Linked DNA regions of Mus musculus: region 2 is linked to region 1. The links are chromatin contacts, found by Hi-C in ENCODE. All regions are on one chromosome and are shown on one strand. Each heading gives the region's core, a stretch centred on a gene start or an enhancer-like site at or near the end of the contact. The rest is flanking DNA. Distances are from core to core; before and after follow the strand shown.

Region 1 (4,111 bases), core at 1,407-3,906:
AAAGCGCATCACAGCTAGGCTGGTTTTCTGTTGACATTCCCTTACAGCAGGCATGGAAGGTCATTGGCCTGAGTATCCCAGCCACTCCTCTCTGGCCAGTTATATATAATTCTGTTCTAACTGCAAGTATCTTAGGGTCTCTGGGAAGAGCTAAATTGTGTAGTCTGAGAAAGGACTAGGAAAAGGGGATTCTGCCATCCATGCCGGGTGTACACTGTCCACTTTGGATGTTTTAGGGCCACCTACACTCTGGCACATAACCCCTCACCCACTAAACCCATTATTTCCCCAGCACGGACGTGGGTGGAGCTGAACTTTGCCATTGAGATTTTAGACAGGATGGAGGTGCGGGCGGTGGGTGGGGTGGGGGGCAGGGCTTAGATATATTCCGTAGCTTCCCCTTCACACCAGGGAGAAAATTCTTGTAACATATGAGCTGAGAGGTTCCTGGTTTGTTTGGGAGAGGAGGTTCCTGTCTTTGTAAGTGGGAAAGCAGAATAAAGCAAAAGGTGCCCAGGTGCTTATCTGAGCCAGTCTGCTGCTGCTTCTGTCTAACTTTTGACCTGGAGAGGCCTGCCTGCCTGCCTTTCTCCCTGGTGGTCCTTCCCTTGGTGCCACCTGCACAGTTTTGTTGATCTGGGGTTGTTACTTGGCATTTCTTCAATGCATATTCTCGCTATGGCTGTTCAGCATCACGGCTCCATCCTTTTAGAGTGAGCCATGAACTGGGGGAATGATACCACGCCTGGGGGACAATGCTGTCGGTAAGTCCTCAGAGATTTCAGTCTTGATCTGGCATAGCCGAGCCTGTGTTCATTTTCCCAAAGGAAGCAGAGCTCCCCGCTCCCCTATGTTCTGTTCATTGGAATCCCCTTCAGAAAAGACAAAGATAGGCTGGGGCGAAGCTTGTGTGAGCACCTTTGAGCATGTATGGGCACACCTTAATTAGGTATTGGTAGGAAGAGTGGAAACCCCCTCTGGTCTCTGAATCTACCTTGTTCCACGAGTGGTTTGTCTCTCAGTAGTCAGTGGTTTGCCTGTTCTGGCTTCTCTGAGGGTTGACATTCTAGACTGGGCTTTGGGGACTCCTGGGACTTCTTCTTACATGCTATTTCCACAGATTCATGCTACAGACAGGGCTGCACTTGTATCCAGTCTCCTCATCATGTGGACGTGCCGGACATTATCTGAAGGAGAAACCAACCAGGAAGTTGGGCTCCACCGTTATGATTTTGATGGTCAGCTCTCAGTTCAAGCCTGGAAGCTTTCTGCAGGGGAGGCAAGAGAGGGTCTACTGAAGGAGGAGCAAGTCAGGGTGAGGGTGCCAGGGAGCATTCATGGGTGGTCTAGCCTCATCCCTTACAAGTCTGCCTCTCAGCGGTCAGTGTGGCGAACAGCATCCTTCTGCATCTTCCCTCTTAGGGGTGGAGTTAGCTGTCGAGTGGCTGGGCTGCCTTCAACGTGCTTGAGTAACATCTTGACATATATGGCAGTCAAATGGGAAAGAGACTCTACCCGGGTCCAGTTAAGCATCCACAGTGTGTGAGACTGCTCTGCTCCAGGTCGGGGTGGGGGATGGGCATGTCTTCGGACCCAGATGGCCCTGGAGAGCACTGAGGAGGTGTCTACATCTCCCTGCTCACCCGTGGCATCTGCTGCCCGTGGAATCTCTCCCTTGCCTCGTGTCCACTTATCCTGGAGGCGAGGGTGAGCCTTGGAGTCTTCTGTGTGAGAGTGCTGCCGTATAACCGGGTAGAGGGTCATCAGGGACGCCCTCTAGCCTAGTTCTCAGTGCTCCGGGGGCTGCCTGAGGGAATTTTTTATCTTCCTGTACAGTGGGATCTGTCTGCCCTCCCTTCTCTCCTCCCCTTCCCTTCTCCAACATGAACGCCTTGACCTCTTGAAGTCAACTTGAGCGAGCAGCTGTATGTTCACAGCAACTGGCCCAGCCATGTCCCAAGCTGGGATGAGACATTTACATGCATATTTTGCATTACAATTCATAACAGTAGCAAAATTACAGTTATGAAGTAACAACAAAATAATTTTACGAATGTAAGTCACCACAACATGAGGAACTGAATTAAAGGGTTGCAGCACTAGGAAGGTTGCGAACCATTGCTCTAGGATGTCTTACAAACTTACTCTCATACCTAGGCTTGCATCGGCATTAATACCTAACTGGAACGGAAGGTGAACCAGAGCTCTGCTCTGCTCTGCACCTTATGGGAGATTAGAAGTACCAGGCACCTTGTAGTTTCCTCTGTTAAGCTCCATTTAGGCAAATTTGTGTTAATATAAAACATAGCAACGGCGTTCTAGCCATTGTTTATACCTGGTACATTTACATTACGGTGACTGCTTTGAAGCAGATCAGGTTAGGTACAAACACCTGGGCGCGGAGCCAGACCTCCGTCCTGAATTCCCTTCCCGAGATTCAGGAGGGAACCTCAGTTCAGACCGGGGGCGGGTGGGGGCGGGGCTGGCTGCGCAGCAGGGCTGTGGCGGCTCAGGCGAGAGCTGAGATTCATTAGGTGCCGCAGTGAGGCGTGACCGGAAAGCTGGCGTGGGTGTCCTCTTTAGAATCCTCTGAGGAGTACAGGCTGAGATAAGATGAGCAAAGAGACAGCCTCGGGCCGTGGGTCAGGGATGTCAATGCATGGTGCCACACTGCCACCCAGTGGGAAAGATAGAGAAAGCCAGAGAGGTTTGCCCAGCTGGAGGAGTGCCGGGGCACTAGCAAATAGTCTCTGGTCGGTCGGTAGGTCTGTCTGTCCGCCTGTCTGTCTCTCTTTCTCTCTCTTGTGCATGTGTTCAAGAACGAGGGAGTATGACAGGGAAAAAAAAGGGAGAGGGAGAGTCAGTAAGAGAGAAAGGGAGAGGAGAGGGAGAGAGGCAGAACAAAGGAGGGCAGAGCAGTGGGGAAGGAGAACTCTAGGCTAGGAAGGGAGGCCAAGGCCATGGTGCCCTTCTTCAGAAAATGGCTCCATCCATACCTATCTCTGTGGTTTTCCACCCTCAAGAGACCACTGGAGTGTGTTTGCACAAGCCTAGTGGCCATTTAGGCAGAGCGAATGTAAAGCTAGTTAGGAACGCCCTGGCCATGGCTGTAGGTGGAGGGATGTGGCATGTCTAGATTCCATGGCCAGCACCTTGAAGTCCCAGTGCAAAGGTTCACCCAGGCTGGTGGAAAAGATCCTGGGAGAGATGGATGTAGGGTACTTCTGCTCTGTCGGGCTCAGCTCTATCATTTCTCTCACGGGCAGCCATTCACCTGGCCGTTCCAGCTGATCAGGCTCTCCTCTCTAGCCTACATGTCACACAGTGACTGAAGGATGTCTGGGAACCCTGAGAGCAAATTCTGTTATTGTGTGCCCACAGGGGAATGTGGCCGGGAGGAAGCTGAGCCCTGCGCTCTCCTAGTTTGCTTCTCCGTGGCTGTGATAACACCACCACCAGAATCAGCTTGAGGAAGAAAGGGTTTATTTGGCTCACAGGCCACACAGTTCATCATGAAGGGGAGATAGGGCTCAAGCAGGAACCTGGAGGCTGGGACTGAAGCAGAAGCCATGGAGGGATGCTGCTTCCTGGCTTGCCCCGCGACTTGCTCAGCCTGCTTCCTTACAGAACACAAGACCGCCTGCTCAGGGTGGCACTACCCAAAGTGAGCGGGTCCCTCCCACATCAATCACACATCAAGAAAACACCCCACAGACTTGCCTATGTGCAAATGTGATAGGGGCAACTCCTCAACTGAAATCTCAGGAAATTCTAGCTGGGGTCCAGTTAAAAACACAAGCAGACAGCTAACCACTGACCCAGTCAACAGGTTCAACCCAACTCACTTAAACAGACCTATTCCAAAGCGGATGCTACTTAAGCTGTAAGTAGAAAGATCAGTTTGGTAAATTCACACAGAAATAAATTGCTGGGAAGCCACAGGAACAACCTGATGCACCGGTTATGGAAGGAACAAAACCCATGAATCACATTGCATACATTGCGTGCAGATCTGTGTGGGTTCCTTGGCTACTGTGGCTGTGGATGCTGTTGCCAGGCTGCTGAGACTGTTGCCATGGAAGCTGGCTTACTGATGTGCCTGTACATCACT
Region 2 (4,274 bases), core at 593-3,092, 550 kb before region 1:
AGGAGAGAAATGCATAAGCATGGACATCAAGTGTCTCTCTTTCCCAGAGAGAGGTACTTTATGATGCCTCAGACAGATCAGGAAGTTCAGTGGTCAGAGACAGGCCAAGGGGAAGAAGGCAGTTCTATCGCCAGACAGAGCCTTGAGCCTGAGTTTGGGGGGCAGGGACAGGTATATCCTGTGTGAATGCGGTGGAGGGGCAGCAGTATGCAGCACACTTTTGTGGTTGAAATACAAATACCTTGTCACCCCCTAGCACACAGAGAGGGGGTAACATAAGACAATTTTGATCCTGTAAAGGTCAAGGAGGAAGCCTGTGTAATGTGAAAAGAAGGCTGGAGCAGGATGAGGTGCTGAGGCTGAGTGAGAGGCTCAGTGGGAGCCTGGCAGGACTGAATGTGGGTCCTGGTCGGTTCATGTGGACCACACTGGAGTTGGTGGAGCACAGTGAAGGGAGCATGTGAGCATCATGGAGGGAGTCAGAGAGTGGCCTGAGAGGCCTCAGAGCAGGGCATTCATGAAGTTTATGGAGCTCTGTGCACAGGCTTTAAGCACCAGGTAGACGGATTCTAGCTGTACCAGAAGGAAGAGTCCTTACCTGGGACAGTTTGGAGAATGGATAAAATGTGGTTCCTAAAGTGTCACGGCGATGAGCAAAACCTGAAGCCTGGGACCTGGCTGTGGAAGACCAGAGGATGAGGTGCAGGTGCCACGGGCAGTGGTCGAGGCCTGGTGGAAAGGAGTTAGGCTTCCAGAGACCGAATACAGAAGCAGGGGAGAAAGTTGGGAATGGCCCAGGCTGCAGGTTTTGGGTGGTCTGTGAATCTCCACCAGGGTACAGCACAGAGGCCTTGGGGAGCAGTGGGTACAGCCTGGGAGATCTGAAGAGAAAACAGAGCTCTGGGCAAAGATGGAGCACTTACCAGGGAGAGGCCAAAACCACCCAGGGATTGGCACAGGGCGGAAAGGACATGAACAGACTCTGGGGGTTGGTGTCATCAATGGGGTAGGGTAACCTGCTAAGAGTGGTACCAGGGAGGCCAGGAAGCTGGGCCTTCCTCACCCAATCCCCTGAAAGATCACCTAGGAGTGAGTCAATGCGTCTCCCGCAAGCGACCTTGAATACTCCCTTTCTCTGCGCCGTGGCAAGCCAGCCTCCTCTCAGTTCTCACAGTGTCCTACTTTCCAGAGGTGTGGGCTTGGAGAGAACACCTGCAGAATCTGGAATGAATCAATGAATTAATATGCATGCTGCCTCTGGCCAGCAGCTGGGAGTCCCTCCCCAGCCAGAGAAGCTGGCCTCTGCTTAGGCTGTGCAGTCTCCAGTGTAGCCAGTCCAGCTGGCTGAAACGAGCCAAGCAGTCAAGCCTGCAGCCGACTATGCACACCAGTGCCAGGGCAGGCCATGAGTGGCACACCTCTAGGACTTCGGATGCACAGGACATTCCCAGTCCCACCTCCTGCTTTTTCTCTACAGCACCAGGAATATACACATGTGTGCATAGATGCACAAGCGATTCACGTGTGCAAAAGTACACGTACCATGCATACACCCAAATGTATAAAACCACATAAGGGCACATATGTGCATACATGTGTCCATGTGTTTACATAAACATACTCCACAGTCCATTGACTCCCTCAGGGATAAAGTGTCCCTCTCCCCCTTACCTCCTTTGCAACTTAGAAAACCTTCTGGCCTCATGCCTCCCCAGTGAGCACTCTCTGCACACAGGGACTTCCCAGCCCTGTCCTGCCTGCCATGGGCCGCTCTCCTGCCATCTGGTCACAGAGTCTGATAAGCATGGGCAAGCAGCCAATTTGGCCCCAGCTCTGCTTGTAGGCTGGACTGGCAGATAAATTGGTTGTGGAGGGGAGCAAGGAGGGGGAGTAGGGGGGTCTATGGGGGGGCGTGTGGGCAGAGGAAGGATTTTAGATTCTCTCTCTGCTAAGCCATGCACCAGCTTTCCAAGCTCATTGCAGTGCCGTGAAGCTGACAGAGTGCCAGCCGGGAGCAGGCAGATGGTGCTGGGCGGGTGTGGGCCAAGTGGGAATGGGCAAGGACCTTGTCAGAATAGACATAGGGCAGCAGCCCCATCCTACCCTACCCTAACCTTGCCCCCACCCCTGCCCCCACCCCTACCCCCACCTCCACTCCCACCCCCAAGAAAGCTGTGGTCTGCTAACCTCACTACCTATACAGGATGCTCCAATTCATTCTGGTTTATGCCTGTCCTGAGAGGCACTGACCTAAGAACTTGGAGTTGCTCAAGAAAAGACTTGGTTATGGCCTGATGTCAGCTCTTGCACAGAGCAGTTATGACACTGGTGTGACCTTTGAGATCTCTAGAGATAAACCTTGAAAACCACAAGATTTAGACATTAATACACACACATTTCTGGGCCCAGGCTGCAGGGGTGTCTTCTGGGAAGAGGAATGAGGGCTCTGTGACAGGGGTTACTTAAGTCAGAGTCTAGTAAAAAGTACCTGCTTCTCACACCGCAGACTGAGTCCCATCATTCCCTGTTGATCGTATAAGCATTTTCTTGAAGTCCCACAATGAGTCAACCCCTGTAAGACAGGCAACAGACCTACATGGAGCCACCTGACAGTGGCCAGCTAGAACCCCCACATACAGAACAAGACCCAAAGAATAAGTGAGAAGATGGCTGTGCCCACTGTGAACAGGTTCTCCTGATTTCCGTCTCCCCTGAGTTTGCTGCTTGGTGCAGAGCAGCTGTGAACTGTGGGACTTGCTGGAGGCTGGGGTGGAGTGTGATGAGGGACAGGTTCCGGGGTACTCCCATAGACAGGTCCACTCAGGCCTTCCTGTACTGTCTGTGGTATGTGCAGCCACAGATACTTGGTGTCTGAAACAGGTCCAAGAAGGTTCATTGGAGGAAAACTCAGTAGAAGTCGGAGGAAACCAGCCTCAGTCTATGCAGTGTTGTCTGTGTTGGGTTTGAACATGACATTTGCCTATCCAGAAATCCCAACTTGACTTGCCCTTAGAATGACACATGTAGGAGCTAGAAGCCTTCAAGGCCCTGAGCTATCTAAATGTCAAATAATGCTTACAAATAGCAATGCCACAAACACAGCAGTAGAAACATGTCCACTAGACCCCCTTGGCTCTACCTTGTCCCTCGGGTCTAAGTAGGCCTAGGGCCCAACTATTTGATACAAGCAAGAGGGTGCTAAGACCAAAACACCTGCCGCCACCCTCCACCCCAGAACCTCTCCAGCAGCCCATGTTCATGGGAGAAACTAAGTGCTTTAAGGACACTGTCAATTACAGATCAAATTCATTCCCAAGAAAGCCAAGTGGATTTGTAACGTTATCATTAGAAGAACATATGGCTACCCCAATCTCAAACTAAACGTGTCTATGAGAGAGACCACTGTGGTTACTCTTCAGACATCCCTGTGTTAAGATCCTAATCCATGGGTAATGGTGTTCAGAGGAGCAGGGTCATTGTTAGAGCAAGATCTTTATGATGGGAATTAATTCATTTATAAAGAAGGGGGTACAAGAAAGCTCTTGCCCTATCTAAAATGCAAGAGCATGAGAGGACATCTATGAGACACATGATGAGTCTTCTCCAGAGTCTACCAGACCTCTACCCTAAACTTCCCAGCCTCCCAAGCCATGGAAAATAAACTTCTGCCATTTATAAACCACTTCACCTATGGTAATTTGTTATTGAAATCTACACAAAATGGAATGCAAATATGGGTCTTGCTGTAGCAGATACCTAAAACCATGGAGACAGCTTTGAAACTGGGTGATGGCTATTGGGAGAATTTGGAGACCATTATTGGATGAGTTTGTGAGCGTTCAGGGGAGAAGGAGAGCCATAGAGGAATCCTCAGCTTCCTTAGAGAACATTTAAGTGGTTAAATGGTGGGGGTGGGGTAGAAGAAATAAGGGCAGTAAGGACATTCTGATGAGGAGTCAAGTAGAGGCTGGTAGCTAGAAGCATGCTCTTGAGATATTGATGGAGTGGCAAACACCCTGGCATAACCAGGCTGATAGTTGAAGATGTTAGAACCCAAGATTGATTAAACTGAACATCTGGCTGAGACAATAACCAGATAAAGAGTTTATTCTTTAGAATAAAATAGGGAACGTGAAAAAATGATGTAAATACAAGAGTTGTACATCAAAAGGCAAGTAGAACCTACATTTTTGAGTATTTCTCAACTTATCCATATTGGAAAATTTGAGAAAGCCTGCTAAGGAGACAGCAGGAACAGATATGGCCAAGTGAGC

Evidence for each region. A loop is a pair of places that touch in the nucleus more often than their neighbours do.
Region 2: a loop to region 1 is called in a map of heart, with 3 times the contacts of the local background. The contact joins two enhancer-like sites. A Hi-C loop is called at or near these places in 3 of 37 maps with a recorded cell type or tissue (heart and left cerebral cortex).

The regions. Positions count from the first base shown.
Region 1 is chr12:28,588,101-28,592,211 of GRCm38, reverse strand. No RefSeq gene overlaps it. Among named protein-coding and RNA genes, the nearest start is that of Allc, 7.6 kb to the right of the region's middle. Within about 2 kb of position 2,656, at least 2 of the 3 ENCODE cell types and tissues checked have a DNase peak (open chromatin) inside an H3K27ac peak, as active enhancers do; they include heart and left cerebral cortex, where a contact is called at or near this core.
Region 2 is chr12:29,134,664-29,138,937 of GRCm38, reverse strand. No RefSeq gene overlaps it. Among named protein-coding and RNA genes, the nearest start is that of Gm31333, 5.1 kb to the left of the region's middle. Within about 2 kb of position 1,842, at least 2 of the 3 ENCODE cell types and tissues checked have a DNase peak (open chromatin) inside an H3K27ac peak, as active enhancers do; they include heart and left cerebral cortex, where a contact is called at or near this core.